4 separate regions of the Mus musculus genome follow, and all the other regions are linked to region 1. The links are chromatin loops, found by intact Hi-C in ENCODE. Cell type or tissue: heart. All regions are shown on one strand. Region 1 holds the start of Dlx6 (distal-less homeobox 6). Region 2 overlaps Gm20619 (predicted gene 20619). Region 3 has its middle 16 kb from the start of Gm20618. Region 4 has its middle 74 kb from the start of Gm52888.

Region 1 (8,000 bases):
AGAGAGAGAGAGAGAATGAATTCACCTTAAATGAGGAAAGAACTAGCAGGAATTTTTCCACCAATGTCTCCCATTGAGAAGGGGATTCTTAATGTGGCTATGTAAATCAACACCGAGTTATTTCTTTGAATTCAAAGGCCATTTATCCAGGTCTAATTTCTTTAGAATTAACGTGATAACTGAGCCCAACTTAGCAACCAAACCCAGCCAAATCCTGGACGGCTTGAATTTACTGCCACAGCCCCCACCAACACTGCAAACCTTCCCGGGAGATCCAGGCATTCTCAGCCCTACGCTTGTCTGCAAACATCCTCCAGAACCAAACTGGGACGAATCTCAGACCCAATGGACCCGCTCCTACACACCTATTCTGGCAAGATAGAAGCAGGGGTGTTCAGAAGTCAGTGTGTTAGTCCTACTTATCATGGCCAGTAGTCCACAACATCTCAACACCTTAACACCTTAGAAAAATAAAATGCAATTTAGGCCTCCAATCCCGCTTCCTAAAACTTCAATGGATATCATTCTTATCTTACAGTAACAGGCCCTTTAAAAAAACGGCTTAGGCCTCCAGGTTTCTAAGTTTACTTGTAATTTGAATGATAAAGGCTTCAGTGGCCTTTCTAGCCCACCTTCCCCTCCCACTGGCAAGAGTTGGCGTAGGTTCCCCAGAGAGCGAAACAAAGAGGAAGGAGCCTGGACTGCGCGGGAGGCGCCGGCCCGAGAGCCCCTGAGGTGTGCGTCTTTTTTTTTTTTTTTTCTGCAAAGCTCTGAAAAGCCCGAAATTTGGTAACCGAAGAGCTGGTAGCAGGTTGCACTACAGTAAAGTAGGGGTGCCTTCTTTAACATAAAATTAACATAAATGCTCCAGACACCAGGCGACGGGCTAGGAACGGAACTGCCCAACTTCAGTTTGTGCACAGCTCCGCGCGAAGAACACTGCACTTTTGCTGGGGGCAGAGGCCACATTGTGGCAAGCACTAGCTGCCCACCTTTGGGCCACGCTAGTCTTCCGCCGTCTGTTTCCTGGGAAGTGGGACGGTTATTCCTAGGCTTCTATCCCGAACAAGAACACCGAAACCGCTGTCCAGCCGAGTGAGGCCCCCTTGCTCACTACTTTGTTTCCCAAAGCCCAGCTTGGGTCACCCAGCAAATTTCAACAAAACCTACACAATGCACAGCTACCCTCTAGCTGCACAGTGCACCCCCAGGAACGGAGAGACACATAAACGGACAATCCCAGCCATCGCGGCTTCTTCACACTTTAAACAAACACGGGGAAATCCCTTTGCAAACAGACACTGCTGCGCGCCTTGAATCTGGCGCTTGGTGGTGAGAGGACATTTCCCGGCCCCACCACCGTCATCCAGATGCTATCAGAGTTAGTGGGCAAAGCAGTGCACCTGCGAACATTACGGCAGAGACACAGAAAAGCAAACGAGAGAAACGCCTCCATCGTGTTAACAGCAAGCTGCAGGGTATAGAGCAATAAAACTGCCATGTCTATCTGCTGGCTTTGAGGACATTACGAGCTGGGCTCGCAGCCCGGGTGCACCGCCGGGGGAGAGGGTGCTTCTCTTTCCCTGACTTCCCCTTCAGCACCCCACCACTACCTTACCCAGCCTATCTTTCATTTTCCCAGAAGATGTTGTTGTTTTAATTCACTGCCGATATGTAAACGCACGGATCGCGTTACAGGTTCGCGTGTTAAACTGCACCTCTTGTTAAAAGGGAAGGAACAAGGGAGCCACTTAAAAATGAATTCAGAGTTACTGAACCGGCACCCGGGACTCGAGAAGTTAAGCGTGGCGGGCTGGGTAATGGAAGAGAGCGCCAATGTAGCTGCGGGCGAAACTCTGGAGAAAACCGGCTGGCCACGAGCCTCCGAAGGAAAGAAAGGAAAAAAGAAAAGGCAAACTGGCCTGAGGGTACCAGGAGACCCCGGGCCGCTAGCTGGGGAAATCAATTAACATAAGCTGCAGTCAGTAACTCCTGCGCCACGGGAAATTGTGAGGCTCTGTCTACTATCACCCTTTCCCGGAGTTCTAGTGGCAAACAGCACCACAAATCTCATTCTAGGATTCCTGGGGCTGTGTAGCTTATGGGCTACAGACAACATACGGTGCAAAAACGATCCAGTAGTTTTCCCAAGAAGACAGACTAGTTCCTCCGCAACCTCCAGACACACCACCACACAAGGTTGCTACCCCACACATTTCCTCTTGTGGCCAAAAGCTCACAGTTTGTTCCCTGTACCCACTGAAAGCAGGCACCGAGCCCAGGGGGGTAGGATGGGGTCCTCAGATTTCTCCCACCCAGTCTCTATCATCTGGCCCCGCAAGCTCCTAGAGCTTACCTGCCGCCCCAGGACGCGACCCGGTGCGGACCTGCTTGTCCCTCCCCAAGCCTAGAGTTGGATCCGGTTCTCCTACCTGGTGGCTGGGCCTGAACGTGGCCGCCTGAGCTCCGCTGTCCCTGCTCCGCAGCTTGGACCAAGTGAGTCTGGAGACCCGAGGGAGAGAGGCTAGATCCGTAGCACTGAGCTGCTCCAAACTTAATGTCTTTCCCCAGTCCATCTTTGAAACAGAAGTGGTTCTACCACCTGGATGTGCGGATATAAACCCCCTTGCAAATAATAAATGGATTAATAATAACAAGGTATGAAGTTCTTTTTATAGAAAAAAAGGAGAGAATTGAAACTAAATGCGGCAGTTAGACAACCATTTTGATAAGAGGATAATTGAAGCGACACTGGTGTATAATTAGAGGATAATTTATGCTATATCCACTTTTATTCCACCTCCCAAAATAAACCCAGTCCATAATCATTACAGGCAAATTGTTCTGAATTTTATAGCAGCAATTTGAACAAAGTACTGCAGTTAATCATGGGAGATTTTTGTGTATTCCTGATTAGAACTCTAATTGCCTCCTTCCAGAAAGTAAAAATAACTGTAAAACGACTCTATTTTTATCATTAACAATGTTGACAATAAAATAAAATCAATTGGAATTGTAATCGAGAGACAAATTTAGGACGAAGGCACTTTTACTTGGGTAGTTTATATTGTAATCAAGATTTGCCAAACCACTAACCGCATGTATCATTTGCATATATTTGAAAGCATTACAGTAGCTTCTGTTTTCAATAGGAAGAAAATGCATTCCTGTCAGCCCTCCAACGACTCTCGCTTTCAGAGCAGGCTGCTGCGTTCTGGGGGTAGTTGGTATTCCTCCTCTGTTGAGGGGGGGGGGGTCAATATATAGGAACTAGGGCCGAAAACAACAGGAATCTCAACAGAGCAGGGTCTGATTTTTCTTTCTTTACTATCCCCGACCCTTGCCATGAGTTGGAGCCCAGATATAGAGGTTTTTCTTCCATCAATGGCATTAATAAAGTACTTCTGGAAAAACCCACAGTGCAAAAGTGCTCCCTTGGGAGTAGAGTTGGGGTCCTGAGGGAGGGGGAAAGTCAAGTGAAGGGGGGGGGATCTGGTTTTAAATGCTAGGGCCACTGCTTCTGAACACAGGCAACCTGAAAGGGTGCAAATGAATTGAAAGCGATCAGCCTCCAGCCAGGCTATTCCGAGTCTCCAAGCCTGGAAACAAGGGCTTGGAGCAGGGTTGGAGCTTCGACAGGATGCGTCTGCAGCCTACCGGGCGCCTCCCTCCACCGCTGCTCCCCTTTAGCTCCGGGCGGCCCCAGGTTGCACCTCTGGGCTGAGCTTGTAGTTAGTTGCTTAAGGTAGGCGAAGAACTCCACAAGCAGCGCACACGCCAGTAGAAGCGGTGCGCCTGTGACGTCAGGGGGCGACTGACCAATAGGAAGGCGCTGCCCTTTGGAGACAAACCATTCGACTCGTGGCGTCTGCATCAAGTCTGAAAGCAGACGCGCAACTTTCGCAGAATCCACCTTAAAATCTCTGCTTTAAACTGCACCAGCCCCCAAAAATCCAAGGGGGGAAAAGCAAGGGGGGGGAGAAGAGAGCAGATTCCCCCTCCCCCCTCTCCTCTCCCATCCCTCCCCCTTCCTCCTCCCTTTGGGTTAACAAGGCCCTGCTCACTATATCTCTTTATATTAAATATATATATGTATATATTAGAGAAGAGTGAGGAAGAGAACCACCTCTGCCCCCTCCTTTAAATTTTTTTTTATTTTTTATTTTTTTTATTTTTTTGCAAGGATCCCGGGAGCTAAGGTGGCTGCAAAGGGGAGAGCGGTGCGAGCCAAGTGGGGGAGGGTGAAAGAAACCCGGGAGAAGGCTTTCTCCAGCCCCCAAAGTTTTGATGATGACCATGACTACGATGGCTGACGGCTTGGAAGGCCAGGACTCGTCCAAATCCGCCTTCATGGAGTTCGGGCAGCAGCAACAGCAGCAGCAGCAACAACAGCAGCAGCAACAGCAGCAGCAGCAGCAGCAACAGCAGCCGCCGCCGCCGCCACCGCCGCCGCCGCCGCAGCCGCACTCGCAGCAGACCTCCCCGGCCATGGCAGGCGCACATTACCCTCTGCACTGCTTGCACTCGGCCGCGGCGGCGGCGGCGGCGGCCGGCTCCCACCATCACCACCACCAGCACCACCACCACGGCTCGCCCTACGCGTCGAGCGGAGGCAACTCCTACAACCACCGATCGCTCGCCGCCTACCCCTACATGAGCCACTCGCAGCACAGCCCTTACCTCCAGTCCTACCACAACAGCAGCGCGGCCGCCCAGACGCGCGGGGACGACACAGGTGAGAGGCCGCTTAGGCAGCTAGCTTCGCCCGCCTCCCCACTGCCTCCGACCCCTCCCGCCCCGCTCACTTCCTCCACGCCGGGGCCTCCGCCGGCCCCCTCCTGCGGGCGGCCCCGTGCGCCCCCAGTCGGGCCCCGTGGGCTCCCGATCGCCTGGCGCCTGCCTGCCGGCCTCTCCCTGCCCGGCCCCTTCCCGCCGCCGTGGACCCCCGGCTGGCTCACCCCGAGGCCCGCTGGCTCCTCCGCCTCCTGCTTGTGGTTCCCATTGAGCCTCCAGGCTGTGCCCTAGCCTGGCTCTACGGTCCCCACTGCGCCCTCCAGCCCACCAGGTCTGTGTGCCCTCTACCTTGTCCCTTCCCTCTCTGCTGGGACCCGCATTTATCAGAACTGGAGACAATTCTGGGCCAGGACTGAAGGGCTAGTTAAGGCTTCCCATCTCAACGCTGGGAGAGCGGTGGCCTACTTTGCCTGGGGCACTTGGTGCCCCTTGGTGACTTGGAACGAAGCTGTTGCAGCCGATAGATACTAGTGACATTGGGTTTTGTCTTTTGTTTTTGTTTTGCTTTTAAAATCTTCCCTCGTGGGCTTTGAGGTGTCCCCCCCACGTCCCCAGACCTGGCTCCCTCTCTCTGGGTTTTCAGTAGTACTTTGGCTGCTCCTTTGTTCTTGGAAGTGAAGCAGAGGGCCTGGGGTTGATAGCTCTCCGTTGTCCAGAGAGTCTCAGCCTGCTCTGGAGCTGCTCTGAGCTCCTGGTTGTGTTCTGTGTCTGGGCTTTGATACACGCGAGCAGAATCATTTCAAACATACAGAAGGGACTTAAAGCACTAAGCTTGCAGCTGGGTGACACAAAACTAACTGGTCACATAAACAACCGGGTGGTTCTGGTATAGCTTTAGGCGTTGGGAAAAGCCAGGCCAAGAAACCGCTCTCGGGCCCAGAGAAGAGAAGCCTTACAGCGCCACGGACTTCGGAAAGCGGCCTGCGCTGTCTCCGCTGTTGCGGAGCGTCTCTTTTATGCCCCGGGCTTCCTAGATTCGATCCACTATCATAATGCATTGTTAGTGTTGGAGACACGGTCGGAGGGAAGCTTTCACAGCCTCTGGGGGCACGTGCCCACAGTGGTATAGCGGGGATATTACGAGGAACTCTTTTTAAACTTGGGAGAAACTCCTTGCCAGCCTTGTCACATGAAGGGAGAAGGCAGTAGTGGCCTCGCGGGTGACCACTCCTCTGTGTCATTTGCTTACAGATCAACAAAAAACGACAGTGATCGAAAACGGGGAAATCAGGTTCAACGGAAAGGGGAAAAAGATTCGGAAGCCTCGGACCATTTATTCCAGCCTGCAGCTCCAGGCTTTAAACCATCGCTTTCAGCAGACTCAATACCTGGCCCTTCCCGAGAGAGCCGAACTGGCTGCTTCCTTAGGACTGACACAAACACAGGTAATTCCCGGGAAGCCCAAGTACCCCTGAAATGCTGGCCCTGCTTGATAACCGTGCAGAGAGCATACCAGGAGGAATTCTTGGCCTAGTCAACCAAGGATGGAAGGAGCTAAATGACAAATGCCCGTGCTCCAGTTGTGCACTTTCCTGGGATCACACAGTTTGGAACAAATGACATGGTATTGAATACTGAATTGGATTTGCATATACACCAACCCTCTGCGACCCCAGCTGAGCCTAGGATCTTTTGGTGAACAAATTCAATCAAATCTTATTCCAGAGCAGAATAACACGAAGTAGAACAAGTGTGTGTGTGTGTATGTGTGTGTGTGTGTGTGTAGTATCCAGCTAAGAAGCAAAATAAGGCCTTTCTTAAGGACCCTTTAGTGACCCTTAGGAATTAATATTAATTTCAACTCATTGTCATAGGAAGGAAACTTATGAGCTGAGACCAGGAGCAAAAGTTAGACTCTAGCAGCTTAATAAAGACATCCATGTGTAAGCCATTCACTCCGGGATGGGTAAGACAGGACTTTCTGAAGATTGCATTAAGCTCTGTAGTTGAATCATTCTGGTACCAAATAGTGCAGGCTGAGGTACCTCCCTGGAGCACAGAACTTGACAGAATTGAGAAACAAAGAGAATGTTCCCCAAATCACGGCCTGGGACACCACAGATAATAAACAGTCCTGCTGACCTGAAAAGTATACTGGACATTTCAGATTTCACAGAAAGGGGCCCATAGGTGAGTATATCAGCCTGCACTCAAAAGCCAGCAGTCAAGAGAACTGCACGGGATGCTAAGGCCTCTTCTGATGGGCATCATCTTCATCCAGCAAGGGTCTAATAAGACAGTAGCCAAGACCTTACAGAATGGTGTCTTCAGGCCGCGTCCCTGAACTCTTCTCACTTACCCTGGTTTCTACTGCATGTTGCCACTGAAAATGTATGAGGTTTGCTATGAAAGGGCTCTAGATGCTCCGTGACTCGTATTCTTGGGAAAATAGATTCTGGAATTGTAAAGGTAATGCTACATTGTAGGTTTCCTTTCATCTAGAGATTTGGGTTGTTGACTTAAATAAGCTGCCAACTTAGATTCCTGATTCTGTAGTTGTCAGAAGCCTTTTGACTTTTAGTAGCTACCCCAACAATCATGTGATGATTGATGACTTCTGTTTGCTTAAGCAACATAGGAGGTAGATAGTGGGGGTTGATGCATTTCTTAATCCTTGCAGGACTGGAGAAAGAGATCCCAGGCATATGCCATGGTGTGTGCACGATGTGCATAAGTATGTTCAAGGTATTTTGCTATGAACATACAACCTTTAATCAATTCATAATCGTTTACTACTTGATATGCATAGCATAATAAATGTGGGGGGTTGGTGAATATAAAAAATGGAATAGACCAAAGGAGGTAAATTTAGTTGTACAATTGTGAGCCAAACTCTATTTCACTTAAAAGTCCTTTGTAAAATTTTGGGTCCACTGATCTCATTTTATTTCTTTCTAATTTTATGCTGTTACTTTAAAAACCCCAGGCTATAGGATTAAATCCAGGAATCACAATAAGACATCTAGTAGGCCTAGAGTGAAGGGATGGAGATGGTTTGAAAGAGGGGAATGAGGGGGAAGGGAAGGGGCTTCTTGGAATGGTAATGGTTGTTTTGTTTGCTTGTTTGTTTGTATATTGCTTCTTAAGTCTGGGGTGACACTGAAGGCACCAGTATGATGTTTATCTGGCCTGACAATTACTACATGTCTTGCAGGTGAAGATATGGTTTCAGAATAAGCGCTCTAAGTTTAAGAAATTGCTGAAGC
Region 2 (8,000 bases), 570 kb before region 1:
ACACACTACAGTCCTGGCTACTGAGTATAGTTACACACTACAGTCCTGGCTACTGAGTATAGTTACACACTACAGTCCTGGCTACTGAGTATCTTTACACAGTACAGTCCTGGCTACTGAGTATGGTTACACAGTACAGTCCTGGCTACTGAGTATGGTTACACACTACAGTCCTAGCTACTGAGTATGGTTACACACTACAGTCCTGGCTACTGAGTATGGTTACACACTACAGTCCTGGCTACTGAGTATGGTTACACACTACAGTCCTGGCTACTGAATATGGTTACACACTACAGTCCTGGCTACTGAGTATGGTTACACACTACAGTCCTGGCTACTGAGTATGGTTACACACTACAGTCCTGGCTACTGAGTATAGTTACACACTACAGTCCTGGCTACTGAGTATGGTTACACACTACAGTCCTAGCTACTGAGTATGGTTACACACTACAGTCCTGGCTACTGAGTATGGTTACATACTACAGTCCTGGCTACTGAGTATGGTTACACACTACAGTCCTGGCTACTGAGTATAGTTACACACTACAGTCCTGGCTACTGAATATGGTTACACAGTACAGTCCTGGCTACTGAGTATGGTTACACACTACGGTCCTAGCTACTGAGTATGGTTACACACTACAGTCCTGGCTACTGAATATGGTTACACACTACAGTCCTGGCTACTGAGTATGGTTACACACTACAGTCCTGGCTACTGAATATGGTTACACACTACAGTCCTAGCTACTGAGTATGGTTATACACTACAGTCCTGGCTACTGAGTATGGTTGCACACACACTCAGAATTGCGGTTAACATTTTGGCATGTTTCCATAAAAGTTCCTTCTCTATGTACATTTTCTTATAGTTCTTATCAAGCATCATGTTTTTGAAAACAGAGCATTCATTTAAAGATGGGCTTGTAGTTTATGTAACTATATAGATTCTGAAATGTGTATCATGAACACACACACATGCAACTTACTGTGTGAAGACATAGCCTTTTATAGCTCTCAGTTTTTATACTTTATTCCAAATCCATGAAAGCAACACTCATTTCGTTGTTAATGGACATTCAGATTTCAATCGTTTTTCTGGGTACTCATTTTTATAAGCAGCAACATATTGAATATCTCTGAACATGAATCTAGTCTGTAAAGTTGGACATCTCAGACTGGCTGTGTAGACACTTCCCTTTTATGGTTTGTTTGTTTATTTGAGACAGGGTGTCTCTGTGTAACAGCCCTGGATGTTCTGGAACTCTCTCTGTGAAGTTCTTCCTTTCTCAGGCTCTACAATCCTCACACTCACAGAGATCTGCTTGCCCCTGTCTTCCAAGTGCTTGAATTAAAGGCATGTGTCACCACTACTCGGCTACACTTAAAGTTTTAATATTAGTTTAATCTGTATTAGGTAAAACAAAAAAAATCTCAGCGGTTTTAGTTTCTTCTAGAAAACAAAGCAGTAGCAGGCCCTGTGCTTTAAAATGCAAGGTCTTTGTTGATGAGGCTTCAGACTGGATGCTCTTAAGAGAATAATTTCGAGCTAAAGAAAAATAGTTACTTGGTCCTGCAATTTGATGGAGTACTACTTCTAGATGGAGTAGTAGCTAAGGCTCATGGCTATTTTTATTAATAACTTAATTTTATTTATATATTCATTTACTTATATTTTTCTATGTCTATTTATTTATTTTTTTTGGAGACAGGATCTTGCTATGTAGTCCAGGCTGCCTTGGAATTCATTATGCAGCCAGGCTAACATTAAATTTTCAATACTCCCACCTCAGCCTATTGGAAAACTATAAATATGTTATTCACATTAATAGAATTGTTCTCTTTCTTCTTCCATTTTAAGTTTTCAATACACTTATGTAACATTTATTTTTAAATAGTGATAAGACACAGACAAATGTAGAAGAGAATTGATGTAGTCGTAAAATGGCTAACCCTGAAGCAATTATGCCACAGCCTAATTTTAATTTACCATTGGCCCAAGAAGAACTTGCTCTGCAGGGTGAAGTTAAGCTCTTCAGGAGCGTCTCTTTGATTTGGCTCAGCCAGCTAAGGAAGAGGTCCTGTTACCTTCTGAGGTAGGAGTTGATCTGCTGTGCTGCACAGCGCTGGCCTGTCATTCCTGGTGACAGCACTGAGAGGGGCCCTTTGATCTCCAGAAAGTTAAAGCCGCAGACAGGAGTCACTACAGATGAGAGAATTCCTATCCTCTGGGACAGCCGGTGTAGCCCATAAGGAAAACTAGTCCTGGCCCAGGCAGGAGCAGAACCCTCACCAAGCCATTCTCCACAGAATAAAAAGAATGGAGGACAAGGACAACTGTTTCTCATTTCTTAAAAAATCTGCTGTCACACAAACTTTATATGCCCCAGAACAGGGGAACGCCAGGGCCAAAAAAGGGGAGTGGGCAGGTAGGGGAGTGGGGGTGGGTGGGTATGGGGGACTTTTGGTATAGCATTGGAAATGTAAATGAGCTAAATACCTAATAAATAATGGAAAGAAAAAAAAATCTGCTGTCATTTCCTTAAGATTCCACATCCCTCCCCAAGCTAGAAACACAAACCACGGCCTTCCCATCCAGCTTGACTGTGTGATTCTTTTAATAAAGGAAGTTGGCACAGGCATTAATTGATAACCACCCACAAACTTTCAAATCACCCACCATTCTCTGCGGAAGAAATAGAAGAGATAAGAGATAGAACCCTCGGAGCTGCTTCGTGACTCTGAGGTGTTGGACCGCTGTGTTGTAGTCACATGTTTAATGAAAAGCTGAAGAGACCATGGCTCACTGGCAACAACCCATCAATGCAATGTTCTGTTGTTTATGATGGAGAAATGAGTTTGAATGGAAGCAGAACTGGTTGCTCTAGCACTATTGTGTGGGCTGTCCTAGCAATTGTTGCTCCCTGTCTCCACTCCACCTCTTACCCTCTGCCTGCACCAGAGCACAGCTTTACCCTGCATCCAGAGAGCATAAATTACAGCCACAGGTCTTGTGCTGCTGGGATAAGAGCCCACTTTCCCGAGCTACATGCTCAGCTTCTGGTAAATCTTTTTCCTGATTAGTATATTTCAACTACTAAGATAAGGCTAAGAAAGAGCCCATAAACCCAGTTTACCTAGAATGAAAAAAATATTGAGACGCAGGCTTACTGTGTAGTCATGGCTAGCCTAGAACCTGTGAGCTCCCAGCTGCGTTTTCCCAAAGGCTGAATTACAGGTGTGTACCACCATGCCCAGCCTCTAGGGCAGATTTTTCATTGTCTTTAAATTTATTTATTTTAAGTTGAATATACAAGGTATTGGACCCCCGTTACAGCATTTTCCTACAAAGTGCGTTTTAGTATATATTCTGTCTACTATGCAGCCTCCCAATGCCCTGCCTCTCTGTTCCCTCAGCCTCAAGTCTGAGACAGTCATGCACTGAGGTTAGCTAGACTTGAACTGCATAAGAGGATTAATGGTCCTAGAAACTGTTGCCAAACTTAGAATCCAAGGCTGCACTTGCTTCATCTGAGCATCAGGACACCCCAGGTAGTTAGCCTCTGTCACCCTTTATATCCTCTGTTAACAATGAATACATGTGGAGAGGATTTTTATTTTCCTCCAATATACACAGAGAGCTATTTTTTCTTCTTAAAATTATTTTCTTTTTTTCTCATGATATCTGTGGTCTACTCAATTTTAAAGACTAGACTATACATTTTATCCATCCATCCATCCATCCATCCATCCATCCATCCATCCATCCATTGGTAATAAGTGTTTATGTGTATATATGATCTGTATGTGTGTTTATAATGCATGTACCTGTACATGTGAGTGAGTGAGTGTGAGCGCATCTGGAAGTTCGAGGACAATATTTAGCATTGGTTCCCACCTTTCACGGTGTTTGTGGCACGCTCTCTTTTTTTGTTGTTTGCTGCTGTGCATGCCGGTCTAGTTGCCCTGTGAATTTCTGAGGAGTCTCCTGTCTCTGCTTCCCACCTCACCACAGGAGCACTAGCATTACGAATGTGCAGTGCCAAGCTGTTGACTTTGATGGGGGGGGGGGGGGGGGGACGACGGACGGACGGACAGCGACACATTTTTTTTTTTTTTTTTATCGATTTGGAAAGCACTAAAAGATTTTGGTATTAGAATCGTTCTTTGCCTTTTGCTGTTGTTGTTTGTTTGTTTGTTTTGACACGGTCTTGAGACATACCTCAGGCTGGCCCGTAACTCACAATACTTTGGCTTCGGTCTTGGTCTTCTATGGGCTGGAATAACAGGCATGCACAAGTACTCTTGCCTGGCTGGAATCGTTCTTGAATAGCAATTCTTAGGTTTCAAGGATTTGAGAAAAAAAAAAATCCAGTATGAAATTAATATATAGCCTGGTTCTTTTACGCAGCCTAACACCCTGCTTACCTTTGAGTGGAGAACAGAGAACCTGGGGGAGAAGAAATAGGAATCCAAAGGAAGTCGCTAAAGGATAGGAAAAAGGTTTCAGCCTAGACCCAGTTTTAGAAGCCCAACCAGTTACCGTGAGTTCGGTCTCACTTAGCCTCAGCAGCTTATACACAGGGCTTGGTGCCGAGCAAATGAGTAAAAGGGGTGAACGTGTAGGTGGGTGGCAAGGTGGGAAGGTGTTCAATAAACGCTGATGGGGGCAGCTTCAAAAAACTGACAGTGGACTCATTGATGACGGCGTTTGGGGTGTATGGGGAGTACTTCTTTTTATAAAAAGCAACCCTTGTAGCCTGCACTTCAGGAAACAGTGGCCAATGGCTGTCGTTTCTCACCAAGTGTTCTGTATTTGGAAAGGGTCGGTCCTCCAAGGCTTTCTTCCTGCTCCTTGGTCCAATGTCAGCCATCTTATCCTCACTGCCATGGTCTGGAATGTAGCCAGTGAGCTAAGGATTTGTCCAGTAGACGGCGCTGTTGTACTCTAGCCTTGCCCACCTGGTAAGAAGGTCCGTCCTCTCCGTGGTTCATCTTAGGTTTTCATAAGGACTTCAGATATTTGGGTAAGAGGTTGTTTTTTATTTTGTTTTTGTTTTATGTTTTTTGTTTTGTTTGTTTGTTTTTTTGCAATTGGGCTCACCTCTCATGTCTTTTCATAGCAGCATAGTAAAAAAAGAAAATACAACGCAACATTCACATTTTCCAGTTCTAGAATCCAAACAACCTTTGGATGGGATCCTGGCACCTCTGGCTGAATGAAGCAGCCAGTGTGTGGGGTGTGTGTGTGTGTGTGTGTGTGTGTATACACACGTGCTTGCTCGCGCACAATGATGGTCACGCATCTCCGACATGTAACTGCCATCCTGTTTTGGTTGAGGGCCCCCAGTCACACACTTGGTGGGAGGCTTGGGCCGCATAGGTTGGGTCTTTTCCTAGTGAGCACAGGAACACGCGCACCATTGTGGAGTAAGGTGTAGGAGGCAGGATGGCTCAGGCACAGCTGTTCCCAGATGCCCACTACCAAAGGGTCTACAGGACAGCACCGGTTTTGACCTCAGAGGGACGGAGGAAGATGCCACTCTGGCCTGGGGTCAGATTGTGTGTGGGGACAGGGAAAGGAATGTAGACTTTGGCAGAGCGAAGAGAGGAAACAAGGGCACCTAGCAAAGGCCACTGCCAGGCAGCAGTTTAGGAAGCTGCCGGATGACAGCTACCTGGGAGGTCTTTTTCATAAAACTTATGAAAGTAAAGTGCAACTGGAAACTACAGAAAATGCACAGACCGATGCGGGAAGAGCCTCATCTTCAGTTGAGAGTTGATTAGGGATGGAAATGTGCCAGTGTGAGTCTCGGATTTTCCCAGCTTCCAGTTCTGACCGATTATAGAATGTCATGCTACTACTGGGTCTTCTTCATTACTATAAAAACAGGACATTATCCCTGTCCCCCTTCCCTCACTGGGTTGCTGTGACAGTCACACACAACTGGGAAAGTTTGTCAGTTGCAAAGTTCCAAAAAGGGTGTGAAGCCCTGCACTTGCTAGTGACAGGGCTTCTCTCCTCAAAGCGCTTCCATGCCCCAGCGCAGAACTCAGAAATGTTACATACAGTACTCACTAAAACAAACAGACAGACAAATCAACAGTGAAACTAATGACACGTGCTTGTCATCACTGACAAACTTCTCAGCAGAGTGATATCAGGTTGCGGTGAATAACCACAGCTCACATTCCCTGTCTTCTCCTCTTTCTATACATAGTGTAATGCCCTTCCCTCAGAAACGGCAATGTTAAGCTCTTCCATTGCTGTTGCTTTTGAGTTGACTCATACAATCAGATCCAACCCAGAAAGAAAGAAAGAAAGAAAGAAAGAAAGAAAGAAAGAAAGAAAGAAAGAACAAAACAAACAAACAAACAAACAAACAAACCCCGACTGGTTTGTGACCTCAGGAGTTTGAGGAAGCAAGCCTCCTCTAGGATATAATTACACCACAGATAGAACAAGATAAAAACGAAGTGTTTGTATAATCCAGAGTGATGGTATGGGATGTTGTGGTGCATGTCAGACTGATTTCTATACAAATGAGAGAGAAAGGAGTTTAAAAAAAATTAGCTGTAATATGAGACAAGACTTTGAGGAGTGAAGGGAAAAATCCCTTCTCTGACAGAAATATCCTAAGAACAGAGCAAGAAAACAGAAAACAAGTGGCCCTCCAAGTCCTTCAGAACCCAACCAGCTACCTTTAAGTTCATCTGGAAACAAATACACACAAACACACAACTAAAGTCAACCTAGGAATCTTGCTTTGCTAATACTTTTTCTGTGTCCACCCTACTACGAGGAATACAGAGTTAGAGAAGGGGGCTGCTGAAGCAAAGGAAAGTGCCAATGAATCAGAGTCCAGGACTGGAGGGCACAGGCTAGAGTATGTCTGTCTGGATTGGTTTGGGCCCCCTCCCCCATAAGGCCAGCTGCTGCTGTCTCCGGCAGCTCTGTTTTGCTGATCTGTTTTATGAGCCATACAAAAGAAATGGCCACAAAAATTGGGGCACAGGGAATTCTGACATGGAAACTTGAGGCTCTATTAAACAAAGAGATGAACATCCATGTTTGACTGTCGTTTCAAATGTCTGTGGTTAGGGGAAGAGTTAGAGCTACAGGAGCACTCAGTAGCACGGTGAGATAGTTGGCAGTCATTTAAATGAGCAGAGAATATTTGCCACACCATGACCGAGAGAGGTAGAGTTCCAAAGGTATGTTGTCAGAAGGCCAGCTTGGAAATGGAGGCAGAAAGGATGTGTGGATCATGGTCATGGCTTGTAGATATATCTTCATAAATACTTTGATTTTTTTTTCCTAGCTAAAATCTAGTTGTTCTGGATGCCACTTTGATCTCCAGACGAAAAGGATAAATAAATAAATAAATAAATAAATAAATAAATTTCAGTTCGATTAATTTTCCTTCCTTCCTTCCTTCCTTCCTTCCTTCCTTCCTTCCTTCCTTCCTTCCTTCCTTCCTTCCTTCCTTCCTTCCTTCCTTCTTCCCTTTTGCTCTTTTATGTTCTAGAAGCTATGGAAGCTCTCATCTCATGCTCTGCAGCGTTTTTCTTGGGGGAAGTCCCAGGTGCTTCTGCTTCTTAAATATATTGTAGTTAATTATTTCCCTCAAATAAGACCTGGAATAAGATATTGAAAGGTATAGATGTAAGCAGTGGGGCAAGACAGCCTATGATAGCCTTTCATTTATGTTTGGCTCATAAAATCAGTTTACATTCAGAGCTGACACTCTAAAAGACAGGAAGAAACTGGTGGGAGAGGCTTTTAATATGACTGACCCTCATCATGATCCAGAGCAACCTTTAGGCAGGGTCTAGCCTGATGTCACACTGGACTAGCCCTCATCATGATCCAGAGCAACCCTTAGGCAGGGTCTAGCCTCATGTCACACTGGACTGGCTCTCATCATGATCCAGAGCAACCTTTAGGCAGGGTCTAGCCTGATGTCACACTGGAATGGCCCTCATTATGATCC
Region 3 (8,000 bases), 160 kb before region 1:
CCAACCACATCAGGAACCTTTTCGGTAGGGTTGTTTATGGAATATTCTGTTTAGACAAGGGCCAGCCATCTGTAAATGTTCTTAAACTAAGTTATCATAGACTACTTTGCTTTGTCATTTCAGTCACCAAGCTTAAAGAAGCAGGGAGTCTCCTAAGCTAAAATAGATAGATAGATAGATAGATAGATAGATAGATAGATAGATAGATAGATAGATAGACGGTTGCTTATACTTTGTAATTCCTTTAGCTTATGATTGTTTGTGCTCCCATAAAGTTTTGGCTTCTCTCTCTCTCTCTCTCTCTCTCTCTCTCTCTCTCTCTCTCTCTCTCTCTCTCTCTCTCTCTTCCCCCCACCCCACCCCGGTCTCCCAAAATCCTCACAAGAAACTAACATCTGGAGTCAATTGACTACATTTCAAGCAGCCTCCATTGCAATATGCAATAACTGTCCACCTCCGTGTGTACTGTGTGACTGATAAGGCGATGTCTTGTTCTCCACCCCTACATTTCTCTCTCATCTCCTCTTCTTTTCTCTGCTAGTAAAATATTTAGTATGGATAGAAGTCTTCATCTATAAAGCGTCTCATCTTATGTCCAGGATTACCTAAAATTGTCAGTGCTCTCCAACAATCCAGCTTCCCTGTGATGTAAACGGACTTGTCTTGAACACTGTCATCCACGCATAAAAAAGAAACAAGACAAAACAAAATAAGCTCTATTCACACGTGCTCCTCATTTGGTTCTTCTCACTTTATTTATTTATTTTTTTATTGGTACCTCCTCTCTTCAGTCCTATCTATCTACCCACCTGGTACCTCCTCTTTTCAGTCCTATCTACCCACCTGTGCAGGGCATCACAAACTCTGCTTGCGTTTGCAAATCATGAGGCCTGTAGCTTCTTCTGTCCTCTCAGGTCCCCATTGAGCTGTATTTGTTTCCATGGCTTGCTTGCCTTTGTGAACTCTCTTAAGACTTCTAAACCATGCAGATTGCTGTAGGCCCTGAAAGGTGATACAGGGTACTCAAAGACGGTAAAATAAGAAGTTTGGCCTGTCAACGTTTTCAGAATATCTGATCATCTGGGCTTCCTAATATCTGCAGCCAGATGCTTCTAATCATAGACTTGAGGATGGTTTGCCAACATGATTATATCCTAAATTTCAGTACTAGTTGTGAAACAATGTACCTATAACAAATTACTCCTGTTGATGCTTTCTGCATTGGATGCTAGTCCATTTGAGAATTTAAACTCAGATATATCATCCCATTAGTATTGCTGACATTTATTCCCACCCCCAAACCTTCCATTTCATTTATATGTGAATTTAACACAGGTGCAGACTCTGGCTTAACATGAGGGAGCAATTTTCTGATTCATTCCTTTAAGACCCTGAGGGAAACAGAGAACAAGATGCACCAAGGTAATGCCGCATTGTTAAAAATTAGCTTGTTTTTCTGCTAAGGCAAGAATATACGTTCAGTGTTTAGACATGGGAACCAGGCCTCAGAGACAGCTCCCATCTTCATCACAATGGGGAAGCATTTTTAGAACTCAGGTTGAAACAGGGCTTATAAAGAACATAGATTTAAAAGATGGTTGGTTTTTTCATGTCTTCTTCTGTTGTTCTTTCAATTCTATTAAAAAAAAAAAAAGGATGTAACAGCGATGTAACAGCTAAAGGAGAGTGGTCACATCTCCTCCCCATGTATACTACTCTACAAAAGGCTTTCTTTTTCTTAGATGAGATAGCATGCTATAACACAGTTTTTATAATAATGTATAAAAATGATTCGGCTTTTATTAGTGTAGAGTATGGTGGGCCTTCTAGCAGAACAATGCATCTGTTTAGTACCTAAATAAATAAATAAAAATAGAACGAAGCAGGAGGCTAATTAGCATATTTCTTACATCACCAATGGAAATTTGTTATTTGCCCTGAGGATCCACATTGCCCGTTCTGCTCAACACTGTTAAATATGACAAGGTCGGTAACCCTGTTTTTGTAAGAATGAATTCTAACAAACTGGGACTTCACACACATTGTCATTGTTGAGCAGGGTCAGCTGAATTAACGGAGAGCATTATGCATGTACGGTGCCAAGAGGACCCCATCAGCAGCCACATCGAATGTGAGCCACATTAGCATATGGAGTAGAGCAACAGATGTCCTGGCTGTGAGCAAGTCAGACTAACACAAAGATTCAGCATTCGGAGTTGAACCCTTGGAAGGCTTTGAGTAACGGTTCCAGACTATTGAGTCTGGGAGGCCACAGTTCTAACCTCATCTTTGCCAAGCCTTTACTGAAGGTCGATTTCCACAGCAATAGGATGACAAGGCTGGCCAGGTGACATCAAATGCCTCCTGATGCTCGAAAGCTGAGATCCTAAAGCAATCGACAGAACACTGTCAGCATGAACGTCAGTGACAACTGATTTTAACGCGGTGTTTTCTCCTCAGGATCTATTTTTACTCCTTTTACTTAACAAAGAGGAGAGAGGTGAAGATAGAAAAATTTCAACAAGTCTGGTTACCTAAAGTGCCCTGTGTTCAGAAACGTACAAGTCTGTAGACACTGAACCCAGGGGTGACTGGCAGGCATCCCTCAGTCTTCCAATCACCAGTGCTATCACTGAGTCTATTTAGCATATCCTGAGAAAGTCTGTGTCAAATTCCATGGGAGCTTATGGCTCCTTTCACAAGTCCAATAAATAAACATTGTTACATTCATTTTTTTTGGATACAGAAATAAAATCATCCCAATTAAGATGATGTTAGGATAACAAAACCCTGATCAGCAATGGAGGTTTTTAATATTTATTTTGTTTAAAAATATTATTTATTTTCTGTCATCAAACAGAAGCAAGTCATAAACTTGACATACGATTAAGACCATTATGAGATAGAACTTTACTATTGCCTAGAAAAAAGAAAACTCACGATTCTATAAATGTAAAAAAAAAATAGAAGAGAAGAGAAGAGAAGAGAAGAGAAGAGAAGAGAAGAGAAGAGAAGAGAAGAGAAAAGTCTTCTGGTGGAATGAGGAAAAGCAAAGATAAGTGAAAACTATTTAATGGGAGAGTGCTATAAAGTATTGGGGATTGGCATGTAGATAAACAAAAATAGAGGAAGGAGGATTGCTTTTAAATCCACTTTAGTGTAAATAGACTTCTAGACAATTTATTTTTAATGCAAATTGTTCTAGTTTGATAGGACAAATTTCCTTTACATATTGTATTGCCTAAACTATGTCCTCTTATCTTTAATTTTCTGTATTGAATCGTAAATGTTTATAATGGGTCTTTTAAATGTCTGATACAGTGTGATTATTCTAAGGCAAAATATTTCTCAGATGAGCAACATTATTTTAAATAAATACCTTTAAGGTGAGCACAGTTGTTAGAGCCTCTGGAAATTCGCAACATCTAGAGATGTGTCTCTTCCCTGCGGGTGCTGTTCGAGGGAATTTTTGCCTGCTGATGCAAACGTTAGTAAGCAATGCACTTGTTTAGTTAAGACTTTTAGCCTTGACCTCCAGCTTTAAACCCGTGTCCTTTATTAATCACATGTTTCCTGAATCAAAGAGAATATTTTTGGAGCAGGAAAATTGTTCTGGGACTGAAGGCGTGTTATATACCAAACAGACATGCCCAGATGACAAATAACCCCTGCATGATAGCTGGGGTTCATCCAGCTGGTCGGCCTCATACGTGTGATTGATGGTGTTGATGTTCTAAATAGGCCTAAGATGTGCCAAGTATAAGAGCCATAACAAAGCCCTTCAGATTTATACTGCAGATAGGAGGAGGAAGCGAGAAGGCATGTTCCCAGCACACGCAATTCTAAAAATGGTGTCATGATTATAAGTAACCTTACAGGGTTTGTCTGGTTTCTCTCGAAGTTAAACAAAAACTATTTGCTGGTCAGGAATGGATAGGGTCACATGGGGTCTGTCTGAACTTTATGATTACTAAAATATTTCTCTGTAACTGGACACCTGCTGAAGCTAGAATAATATTGGAAGCCAAGGAAGGGTCCCCACACTGGCTTTTTCTTTGCCTTTTGTTGCTTCTTAAATTATACAAAAGGTTATTTTCTTACAAAAAAAAAAGGTAATATTGTGGCAATGTATTGAAACCATTGAAGTAAAAGAATCCTTTAAAATGATTTAACTTCAATTGTACTCTCTTTCTATTTAAGGTGATGTGGGCTTAATTATGGAAATTCACAAAACTCCTGCTTTAAAGGTATTTATAAGGAAATCTTTAAGACCAACAATACAAGAAAAAGCTAAAAACGCATGTTTGATCTCTTCAACCATAGTAGTTAATATTCACAGGGGTTTTTTTTTTTTTTCTGCTAATTTGTGTGAGTTCATCTCTTTATGTGCATCTGCAGCTCCCCGTGTGACCTTTCATAGCACTTAGAGGGTAGATCCTGGTAAACTGACCCCGGAGCCTCATCTTCTCCACAACATTCATTGCACTGAAGTGGTTTCAGTTTGAAGTATTAAGAAATGGTTCTGGGAAAGTTGTCCCTGGAGTTGCTGCGAGCGTGTTGTTCAGGACACGTTCCAAGCATACACTTCAGGGAACTTCATTTTAGTCTTAGTAGCTGAATGCATTACACTTATTTTATGCAGCCACACCCACTGTGACACTCCTGGGGCAGTGGAAGCGATGACATCTTTGTCTTCACATGGACTGCCAAAGAGCATGAAACTTAATTCGACACCCATAGTTCCCACAAGACATAGCCCAATGCTGCCTGCTTGGCTGCTGGCTCTTTTTTTCCCCCTTTCTAATCTCCTCCTCCTCTTTCTCGTCCTCCTTCTTTTTTTCTTCCTGTTTCTTACTAAACTTTAGTCTGGCTGTAACTACCTTTGTGATCCTCAAGTTGTCCGAGAACAACCGAAAACCATTCATTAAAATTTTAGTTTCTTATAAAAACACACTTTCCCCCTGTCACCATTTTGCATATTTCAGGGGACTATTAATAAGAACACTAATACAATTTGAATATTGCTGAATGAACATGAATACTACAATGACTTAATGTGATGAAATGTTTAAGAACAGAATTGTTGGGTCAGAAATATGGCTTTGCCTACATGTAAAGATGCTTTCTGGGCCTGCCTGGTGGTCTGAGTTCAATCCCCAGAAACCAGAGGGATATGGAAAGAGAAAACTGACTTCACAAACTTGTTCTATGACCTCTGCATGTACCGTGTTGTACACGCACCCCCACACACATATAATGATATACATGTATGCATGCACACATTAATAGTAATTAATTAGTAGTAATAAATAGTAACAAGTATTAATTAATATATTAATAATTAATAAAACTCTTTTAGAAGAAATGTCAACTAATCAGATCATATGAGGACCATTAATACCATTGGTAGCACTAGATATTACTTTCCAATGGAGGGTGGACTTAATATTCAGGGAAGCTAGTTGTGTTCTGTGTTAGCTATTATAATATTCAGGGTGTATGAATGTTTGTAACTACCTAGAAGCCTAAAAGTGATGAAGAATGAAGAACAGCACACCATGGTGCTATCATTATATTTTGATAAATTATATTAACTGTTTACTATAACATCAGCAAAAACATTAATTGGATTGTGTAAGTCCCCGCAGTTTGTGATGAGATTAAAAGTCAATTAGGTTTGGAGGGCTCACCCAGTTCTGAAGAATACTTGGAGAATGCTCATGGAATCACTTAACTTGCCAGGGTCAACTTTAATACAGTTTTGTTATTGTTTCTTTTTTTTTTTTTCCATTTTTTATTAGGTATTTAGCTCATTTACATTTCCAATGCTATACCAAAAGTCCCCCTTACCCACCCACCCCCACTCCCCTACCCACCCACTCCCCCCCTTTGGCCCTGGCGTTCCCCTGTACCGGGGCACACAAAGTCTGCGTGTCCAATGGGCCTCTCTTTCCAGTGATGGCCGACTAGGCCATCTTTTGATACATATGCAGCTAGAGTCAAGAGCTCAGGGGTACTGGTTAGTTCATAATGTTGTTCCACCTATAGGGTTGAAGATCCCTTTAGCTCCTTGGGTACTTTCTCTAGCTCCTCCATTGGAAGCCCTGTGATCCATCCATTAGCTGACTGTGAGCATCCACTTCTGTGTTTGCTAGGCCCCGGCATAGTCTCACAAGAGACAGCTACATCTGGGTCCTTTCAGTAAAATCTTGCTAGTGTATGCAATGGTGTCAGCATTTGGAAGCTGATTATGGGGTGGATCCCTGGATATGGCAGTCTCTACATGGTCCATCCTTTCATCTCAGCTCCATACTTTGTTTCTGTAACTCCTTCCATGGGTGTTTTGTTCCCACTTCTAAGGAGGGGCATAGTGTCCACACTTCAGTCTTCATTTTTCTTGAGTTTCATGTGTTTAGGAAATTGTATCTTATATCGTGGGTATCCTAGGTTTTGGGCTAGTATCCACTTATCAGTGAGTACATATTGTGTGAGTTCTTTGTGATTGTGTTACCTCACTCAGGATGATGCTCTCCAGGTCCATCCATTTGGCTAGGAATTTCATAAATTCATTCTTTTTAATAGCTGAGTAGTACTCCATTGTGTAGATGTACCACATTTTCTGTATCCATTCCTCTGTTGAGGGGCATCTGGGTTCTTTCCAGTTTCTGGCTATTATAAATAAGGCTGCTATGAACATAGTGGAGCATGTGTCCTTCTTACCAGTTGGGGCTTCTTCTGGATATATGCCCAGGAGAGGTATTGCTGGATCCTCCGGTAGTACTATGTCCAATTTTCTGAGGAACCGCCAGACTGATTTCCAGAGTGGTTGTACAAGCCTGCAATCCCACCAACAATGGAGGAGTGTTCCTCTTTCTCCACATCCTCGCCAGCATCTGCTGTCACCTGAATTTTTGATCTTAGCCATTCTCACTGGTGTGAGGTGGAATCTCAGGGTTGTTTTGATTTGCATTTCCCTGATGATTAAGGATGTTGAACATTTTTTCAGGTGCTTCTCTGCCATTCGGTATTCCTCAGGTGAGAATTCTTTGTTCAGTTCTGAGCCCCATTTTTTAAGGGGGTTATTTGATTTTCTGAGGTCCACCTTCTTGAGTTCTTTATATATGTTGGATATTAGTCCCCTATCTGATTTAGGATAGGTAAAGATCCTTTCCCAGTCTGTTGGTGGTCTTTTTGTCTTATAGACAGTGTCTTTTGCCTTGCAGAAACTTTGGAGTTTCATTAGGTCCCATTTGTCAATTCTCGATCTTACAGCACAAGCCATTGCTGTTCTGTTCAGGAATTTTTCCCCTGTGCCCATATCTTCAAGGCTTTTCCCCACTTTCTCCTCTATAAGTTTCAGTGTCTCTGGTTTTATGTGAAGTTCCTTGATCCACTTAGATTTGACCTTAGTACAAGGAGATAAGTATGGATCGATTCGCATTCTTCTACATGATAACAACCAGTTGTGCCAGCACCAATTGTTGAAAATGCTGTCTTTCTTCCACTGGATGGTTTTGGCTCCCTTGTCGAAGATCAAGTGACCATAGGTGTGTGGGTTCATTTCTGGGTCTTCAATTCTATTCCATTGGTCCACTTGTCTGTCTCTATACCAGTACCATGCAGTTTTTATCACAATTGCTCTGTAGTAAAGCTTTAGGTCAGGCATGGTGATTCCACCAGAGGTTCTTTTATCCTTGAGAAGAGTTTTTGCTATCCTCGGTTTTTTGTTATTCCAGATGAATTTGCAAATTGCTCCTTCTAATTCGTTGAAGAATTGAGTTGGAATTTTAATGGGGATTGCATTGAATCTGTAGATTGCTTTTGGCAAGATAGCCATTTTTACAATGTTGGTCCTGTCAATCCATGAGCATGGGAGATCTTTCCATCTTCTGAGATCTTCTTTAATTTCTTTCTTCAGGGACTTGAAGTTTTTATCATACAGATCTTTCACTTCCTTCGTTAGAGTCACACCGAGATATTTTATATTATTTGTGGCTATT
Region 4 (8,000 bases), 400 kb before region 1:
GGTTAGAACAAGGAGAGTTCCTACCCTTGCTTCTCCACACAGCAAAGCCTTTGACCTCCAGAAAAGGCTCTGTCTAGTGGGCTGCAGGAGTCCCCACTGCGTTAAAGAAGGCTTAGATAGCATTGCTCCAAGGGGCCCCTCTCCTCTTCAAATAGTCACTTCCTGGCTCCATCCCTGATCTACTGAGGTTGACTGGGAGTGTGACCTTGAGAGATGTGGTTTTACCAATTTTTCTTGTTTGTTATTTGTTTTTGTTTCACCCAAAAGAAGAAAGGAATTGAGACTAGTATCTAGAAGAATAGTTTATGTAAATTAATACATTCTAAGCATCAGATTATGAATGCTGGTTAACACTGTCCTTAAATATATACATGACAACTCTAACTCGAAATAATGTGGAAGGTCTGGGCTTCACCCCCACCTCTTACTCGCTTCTTTGTCTTTTCTAATTACAACTGTGAAGGAGTAATCCCAACTCCAGAAAATTCTTGAAATACATAAGTATACATTCTGGAAAAATTCACTTGACCACATGATATTTCTTATGCTCACCTGGAACTAATTTTTCTATGTGGACCTATTACCGAAGCACAGGGAGAGAACTCACAGATCTCACCATATGGAGATAGATCTGCCTCTTGTTGCTATAGCAGGCTGGAGAGTAAATCTCAGAAATAGATTATTGTCTTTTGAAAATGGGGTTTTAACATAAGCATCTAAATTTTAGGCTACAATTTTATTGAGTCTAAAGAAATTGATTGTCAAAGTCATATTTTCTTTTTTCACATTAAAATATTTGATATTTAAATTAGTTAGAAAAATGAATATATATGTATATATATATTTTTTTTCTAACTACCCAAAGACAAATGTTGTCAATACCTTGGTACATAGATATTCATGTATATATAAAAAAGTAAAGATTATTTTTAAAGCAAAACTGGGATTTTTGCCACTTCAATTGCTTTGTATTCTTCCATTCAAAAAATATTATTAATTTTCCAAGTAATAAATCTACTTCAGCAAACATTTAAAGGTGCTGCATTCTTCTATTGTGTGATATTAAATAAGGTTTTACTGTCCCACTTTTGATCATTTATTTCCAATTTCCACTATCAATGAGATGATGTTGTCAAAAAGAATTTTCTCAATGGATAATCTCTCTCTCTCTCTCTCTCTCTCTCTCTCTCTCTCTGTGTGTGTGTGTGTGAGAGAGAGAGAGAGAGAGAGACAGACAGACAGACAGAGACCTGGGATTAGAAGCTGGCTGTAAGAATGAGACTGGATGCAGTTCAGTTGTAAAGTGCTTGCTTTGGCATGATGACTCCTACAGCCAATCCCAGTACAACGCACAAATAGTTTGTACATAGCTTGTGAGTGCTTAGAGCAGACAGAGAAGGAGATAGTCTAAGAACTTTTCCTTCTCTTTCCTCATGTCCCGAGCACCCTTTTCATTGTGTATGCTTGGAGGATTCTGGGAGTATGACAATCCAACATCATCAGCAATAAATAAGTATCTCTATCTGTTTATCTATCTATCTATCTATCTATCTATCTATCTAGGAGCCCCCTGTTTTTAGATTTCCATTTACTAAGCTAGGAGGCTCACTCCTATCAATGTGTCACACTGAATAGGGGATGCATAGAGGGTCTCATGCCTTGGGATTGTCTCTCGGAAGCTCACAAAGTTTTAAAAACTAATTTTAATAGGGTTTAGGCTTCATGGTTTCTTAGATGACTACTTACCAAACCAGTGGAATGTTTTGGGGGGGGGTGCGGGGGGAGGGTAGTTTTCAAATGCATGCTAGCAAGGAGATTCAAATTTGGAAAGCTATTTTGAAAGTCTTCAATGGGAACTAGCGGGATGGCTCAGTAGCCAAGTCTGGCTGTCTACAACCCACCCTTATGCTGGAAGGTGAGAGTCCATTCTTAGCCGTCCTCTGACTCTACAGCCCAAATACAGTGGCCAAAGGACATCATGGGAACTGCTTTGTTCACTCTCTCCTTTGTGGGTCCTGAGGATCCCGGATCTGCTTGTCAAGCAAACGCTTCCATCCAGTGAAATCACATGTTAGAAAGTTGAAATGTTTCACTAAAATAAATATGACTTTACCTTCACTGTCCTGATTTAAACATTCGTGATGGGTATCATTTTTAATATGAATGTAATACATCTATGAATGTATTAAAAACTAAAAGAAATTTCAGAAAAGAGAATGGGATATGAAATTAAATGCAGCATGCATGTATGAAGTCAGCAGAAAACGAATTCAGAGAAGCAGTACACACACAGACCATTTGCAAAGTAAAGCAAAAGCAGAAATAGATAGGAAAGTCCTTCCCAGTGATGGCATCTATCACCAATCACAAATTGTGCTTAGTGCCTGTGTTCCGGGTCAAGCTGTATTTAAGATCAGACACTGCCACACACCCTGAAATATTCTAGTTCATATACAGAGAAATTTAATAAAAACTTTCCCAAATGTAAAAGGGAAGATTTCTAAAAATTTACCTGACATTACTAATAACATTTTCTGATGCCAAAAGAAACTTAAAGTAATAAAAACTGTCATATTTCAGTCAAGGTTGTTTAAAAAAAAAAAACTAGATCCCCCCGTCTGAAAAAAATATTAAATCATTGTCACATGAAGAAGCAATCAAAGATGTGTGACTCTTATCCATAAAATACCACAAATAATTGAAAAAATGAGTTAAGTGAATAAGTCTTAAATTTTAATTTTGTTTATTCTCTCTCTCTCTCTCTCTCTCTCTCTCTCTCTCTGTGTGTGTGTGTGTGTGTGTGTGTGTGTGTGTGCTTGTGAGAATGTCCACACCACACCCGAACATGGAGTCCATGGGACAGCTTTGGAAGTGCTTGGGTCTCTCCTTCCTTTCTTCTGCATTCTTTAGATCCACTGTGATTAGCAGGCTTACCCAGCAATCATTTTCACCCACGGAGTCATCCCACCACCTCAGGAATTGATTTTTAAAAGTCATGTTCTTCTTTCTTAGGTCTTGTGATTATTATAGATTGGTCAGCTTTTAAAAAGTCACTTCTCATTGCAAAAATTTATTTGTAGTAACGCTAAAATTTATTTTTCTTTCCTTTCCTTTTCTCTTCTCTTCTCTTCTCTTCTCTTCTCTTCTCTTCTCTTCTCTTCTCTTCTTTCTCTCTCTTTCTTTCTCTCTTTCTTTCTCTCTTTCTTTCTCCTTTTCTTTCTCCTTTTCTTTCTCCCTTTCTTTCTCCCTTTCTTTCTCCCTCTTTCTCCCTTTCTTTCTCTCTTTCTTTTTCTCTTTCTTTCTCTCTTTCTCTCTCTCTTTCTCTCTCTCTTTCTCTCTCTCTTTCTCTCTCTCTTTCTCTCTCTCTTTCTCTCTTTCTCTCTCTCTCTCTCTTTCTTTCTTTCTTTCTTTCTTTCTTTCTTTCTTTCTTTCTGTTAAAAAAAGGCTTATCCTATCTTGTGTGAGGTTCAGGCCTTGTGTAACCTGTAATCCAGCCCGAGTTCTCCAAACCTATCAAATTCAGTTGCATCAACATCCATTCACACCAGGAAAGTGTTTGCTGCCCCCAGAAGACATGTGCAGTCTTATTGAGGAACTAGGAAGGGGAAAGCATTGCAGGGATGCAGGGGCTTTGCAGGGAAGCCCTTCACTGGGCAGGAGGACTTGGAAAACTCTCCGTAACAGGGTAAAGTAACTTTCTCACACAGCAGGTTAGGTCCTTAAGTGCTGCTTAAATGAATCAGGAAGGTAGCAGATGAAGGATGGATTGTTAGGAACTGCTTGCTGTAAAACCCAAAGAGCAGTAGTTGATCTGATAACTTGAGGATTCTTAATAGCTGAACACAAATAAACCACTTGTAAATGCCCCTGGGCTGGCTTGCTGCACAGCTCTTTTCACATGGCAGTAATATATGGCCAGTAATTACCATAATGAGCCAGCAGAAGGCATCTATTTGTTAGCTGGGAAGAGCTCTGCATCTGGCTTTTAGGTGTGAAGCAGGGAGAGGCAATTGACAAGGCCCATTTGAATATACATTTCCTCTGGGCAGCTACTTATTTGAACAGCTGCTATGAGGCCACACAGCAGCACTGAGAGTCAGTCGAGTCAGGAGGCCCTGTGCATCTTGATTTCGATTTTTTTACTTTGAAGTACAGGACCAGCCTATTTTCTCCCCGGGTAATAATTTCTCCAAATTAAAAGTGGTTACCCGACTTCAAACCTGTGACAAGTCTATTGTGTTGACCTCTACAGCTGGGAGAAGGTGGAGGTTGCCAGGGAAATGGCTTCGGAGTGAAATGCACAACAACACTCGGGAGTCACATGCCAAACTGTTTGGTTTTAGATTAAGTTTCATAGGAAAATGATCCAGAGCGCTCTCTCCCTCTCTCTTATTTTTTGTCTTTGTCAAAACAAAGACTATAACACAAAGGCAACATTTGGAGCCATCTGTTGAAAATACAAAAATATTTTCATCAAAATAACAAATTGGTGGTTTGTTGTGTCAGCTTGTACATTTAATAACTCTGATGGCAAGCACTCCCCAGATATTACATAGAGGACATTTGGCCACCTGGAGAAAAGGAAGGCATCTAGTTACATAAGAAATTAGCTTTCAAATGACAGGAGCTGCTGGAGCAGGGGAGCCTGGAGTGTCTGGAGGGTAAAGTAGCTCAGGAGGCGGCAGGAGGGGAGCCCCTGAATCTCTGCAGGTCTACAGGAAGGGAGCAAAACCGAGTGCCCTCTCTTACCTTCACACAGATGGCCACCATGCCACGTCCTCCAGTGCCTCTATTAGGGGAAGCTATCTGAAATGCTGCATATAGTTTTGAGTGATCAGAAATCTATGTGAAAGAAGGCCTTGGAAACACCCAGGAGCTTAAAACAAAGGTCACCAGTATTTCTTATTGACCTAAAGTTTACCTGAGATAAAGAGATTTCCATGGAGCTGGGAAGAGGGTATCAGAGGCTTGCCTTGACATTCATGGATCACTGAGCAGTTCCAAATGCCGCTAAGCAGATTACCAGGAGGTTGTGTTTTCTGAAGTTTCCAGATCTCCCCTTTTACGCAGGGGTCACTTAGGCATTTGAGATATCAGCAAGAAACAAGATAACTGAGACTACAAAGAAAATACGAGTCAGGAGTGAAGAGGTTGTAGAGACTCAATGGATTCATCAGGTTGCAGCTGTCTTTTGAACTGCTGCACTTTATTTTATTTTATTTGGGGTTAACTTTGAAGTGTAAAATAAATCATACACACGCACATGCACTTGTGCACACACAAGCATGCGCGCACACACACACACACACACACACACACACACACACATCTCATAGTGAAAGGATCTAACAGTATAAAATTGTATATATGAAAATGTCTCCTCAACTCTGTGTGCAATTAACCCAGTTAGCTCCTGTCCACTAATTCAAAATAATTACTCACTAATTTTTCACATGTTTTTCCTGAAAATTTCCTTGAAGATATAAGTAAATCTAGGAGACAAAACCATGAAGACTGTTCTCATGTAGGGAGGAAAATAAACCCAGTTCTGATCTGAATGACATTTAAAGAAATAAGGTGGACATCACAAACACCTCACAGAATATCAGTAACTGAAGACAAAACCCTAATAAGAACAAATCATTTCTATCTCAAATCACATATTTAAGTAAGTAAACACATATATATTATTCCTGCCTATTTTTGTAAATGCCAATATATTAGTTCATTTTATTGTCCCACTTGTCATGTGATGACCTATCTTTGACTTTACCACATCATGTGATTTCTACATTCTACATTCGTTCCTGCAGTTGCATAATTTCTCATTATTTGAATAGATTAGAGGTTATTGAATTCAAACTACAGCATCTTCCAAACCTGACTTAAAAAACATTTTTCAAAAAAGGAAACGGTGTCACAAACTGTGTTTTTATTTGCATTAGAGTCTGAATGGAGCTTCCATTTGTCTATATGACCTTAATTGCTAAGACTCTGAAAAGTACAATGAAATCCTTGGAAACAGTATCTGGATTTATGAGTTAGGCTAAAACTCCTGGAATGGTGTTACCTACACTACTGAAAATCTTGAAGATATGATTTGTTAGGGCTTTGTCTTCAGTTACTGGTATTCTCTGAGGTGTTCGTGATGCCACCTTATTTCTTTAAATGTCACATAAATATTCAGAGTTAGCATTTCCCCTCTCCCTACATGAGAACAGCTGCCCTCCATGGCTTTGTCCCCTAGACCACAGATCTAGAGTTCCTTGAAGGCTTGGCTACCTCTGATCCTACTTTTACATTTAATTAAGGTAATCCTTCCATCTCCATCCTCCTCCAGACCCCTTTCTCCTTTCTTTCCGAGCCCTTACCCATGTTCCACCTGAAGCTGGAGATCAGATTGCAGTTTTGGTCCTAAGCTCATTAAAGAAGAATGCATCTGGCATTTCTCTGGGAGGAAAATGGGCTTTCAAGTTCTAATTGGAAAGATCTGAGGAGAGAAAGACTCCAGCATCATTTGCCCACTGAGTATGTATGTTCACTATGTGGAGGACATAGGGTCTATGATTTTTGGTTACGTTCATTGTTTGTCTATTAAATAAAAATTGATTAAAAGTAGTTAACTTCTATGTTGGCCTGGGGAAATAATTGTGTAGGTATATTCAGCTTCTTACCAAGATCAGTATAATGTTTTTCTTTAATAAAATGTTAATAAAGTATATAATGACACTGGAGGGTTAGAGGGTTAAAAAAGAAATTCAGTAAAGGGTCAGAGCAGGAGAAAAACAGGAAAACAGGAAATATCAGGGAGGTGGGGGGGGAGGAAGGGGGAGGGAGGAAGGGAGGGAAGAAGGAAGGGAGGGAGAGAGGGGAGAAAGGAGAAAGAGGAGAAGGAAGGGAAGGAGTCTCTTAGAACTGAGGTAGGTGCCTCACTGCCTGTAAGGATGGGCAGTTTAGTACATCACAGAGCTAGGGGCTAAAACATATCATTTGCTTGGCTCAAAGGAAAAAGCTGATGAATAGTATTCCTTTGTTGTTTGTCCTAAGCAGAGGTCTGAGTGACTAAAGCCATTTCAGCACAGTTATTGAAGGGAGAGTGGACCAGCAGCAATTAAACAAGACATCAAATAATAAAAAAAGAGTAAAAAAAAAAAAAGAAAAGAAAGAAAAGAAAAGAAAGAAAAGAAAAGTGCTACGTTAGCATATTTCCCTAAATCTATGGTGTCCTCTGACATTATTCTTCTTCCCATCCCTATGTCTATCTGCTGGTCACCTTACACTCAAGGACACTTGACAAATATTTCCTCATGATACTGACTGACAGCAGGTGATAAGCAGGTTGTATTATCCCAACACTTGCTTTTGCACATGACATTAAAATGTCACTGGTAGAATTATTTTAAGTAGCAAGTTATCTTTCTAAAAATACTTTCTTTCCTAAGCCTGTTTTAAAAACGGCCCATTTTCTGCTCCCACATGTGGAGAGAGAGAGAGGGAGGGACAGAGACAGAGAGACAGAGACACAGACACAGACAAAGACAGACAGAGACACAGACAGAGAGAGAGAGAAAGAGGGAGACAGAGAGAAAGAGAGAGAGGAAGAGAGAGAGAAAGAGAGAGACAGAGAGAGAGAGAGAGAGAGAGAGAGAATGAGAGGACAAGTAGGTCCTCTCCTTGCCCTTCTGACCCCACACACCCCTGGGTCAAAGCTCTGGCCTGCCTTGACAGAGGTATCTGCCAGAAAGCAGGATCCAGATCCCTGGCTCTGCATGTGTTTATTTGCACCTGGTGAGAGTGGGCTTCCACTAAAGTGTTGAACCAAACACGCAGATCCCTTCAGAAATAACCAGAAAAGGATTTATTTCCTATTATGTTCCTAAGAGCATCTTAGCTAATCTAAACATCAACTATTCAATGGCGATTACTTGGGAATTTCCAGGTCACATAGCAACAGAAGTGTCTGCTGCTACTGGATTTATTTAGACAAAAGCCAGAAACCA

The links. Hi-C counts contacts between places; a loop is a spot of excess contacts. Peaks named below come from ENCODE experiments on the same cell type or tissue, not always from the same donor. Only the 100,000 strongest peaks of a DNase experiment are listed, where the experiment ranks them.
Region 2: a loop joins it to region 1, with 2.2 times the contacts of the local background. A loop is called at or near these places in 2 of 42 quality-filtered maps.
Region 3: a loop joins it to region 1, with 2.7 times the contacts of the local background. A loop is called at or near these places in 2 of 42 quality-filtered maps.
Region 4: it touches region 1 in a loop (1.8-fold over the local background); 3 of 42 quality-filtered maps call a loop at or near these places.

What each region holds. Positions count from the first base shown.
Region 1 is chr6:6,859,093-6,867,092 of GRCm38, forward strand. Dlx6 (distal-less homeobox 6) reads left to right here and starts at 4,242. Exons shown (of 4, transcript NM_010057.2): 1 at 4,242-4,735; 2 at 5,986-6,179; 3 at 7,949-8,000. The coding sequence starts at 4,288. All of the region lies in intron 1 of Dlx6os1 (distal-less homeobox 6, opposite strand 1), which reads right to left. Dlx6os2 (distal-less homeobox 6, opposite strand 2) reads right to left here and starts at 6,058. Exons shown (of 1, transcript NR_002839.2): 1 at 4,705-6,058. In heart, no CTCF peak of the experiment used is centred here; a DNase peak (open chromatin) is centred at 3,699; H3K4me3 peaks cover 3,777 bases; H3K27ac peaks cover 848 bases; H3K27me3 peaks cover 5,329 bases.
Region 2 is chr6:6,285,082-6,293,081 of GRCm38, forward strand. All of the region lies in intron 1 of Gm20619 (predicted gene 20619), which reads left to right. Among named protein-coding and RNA genes, the nearest start is that of Gm34749, 34 kb to the right of the region's middle. In heart, a CTCF peak has its summit at 4,939 (motif pointing right); a DNase peak (open chromatin) is centred at 4,930.
Region 3 is chr6:6,694,111-6,702,110 of GRCm38, forward strand. No RefSeq gene overlaps it. Among named protein-coding and RNA genes, the nearest start is that of Gm20618, 16 kb to the left of the region's middle. In heart, no CTCF peak of the experiment used is centred here; a DNase peak (open chromatin) is centred at 3,701.
Region 4 is chr6:6,460,010-6,468,009 of GRCm38, forward strand. No RefSeq gene overlaps it. Among named protein-coding and RNA genes, the nearest start is that of Gm52888, 74 kb to the left of the region's middle. In heart, a CTCF peak has its summit at 3,926 (motif pointing right); no DNase peak of the experiment used is centred here; H3K27ac peaks cover 599 bases.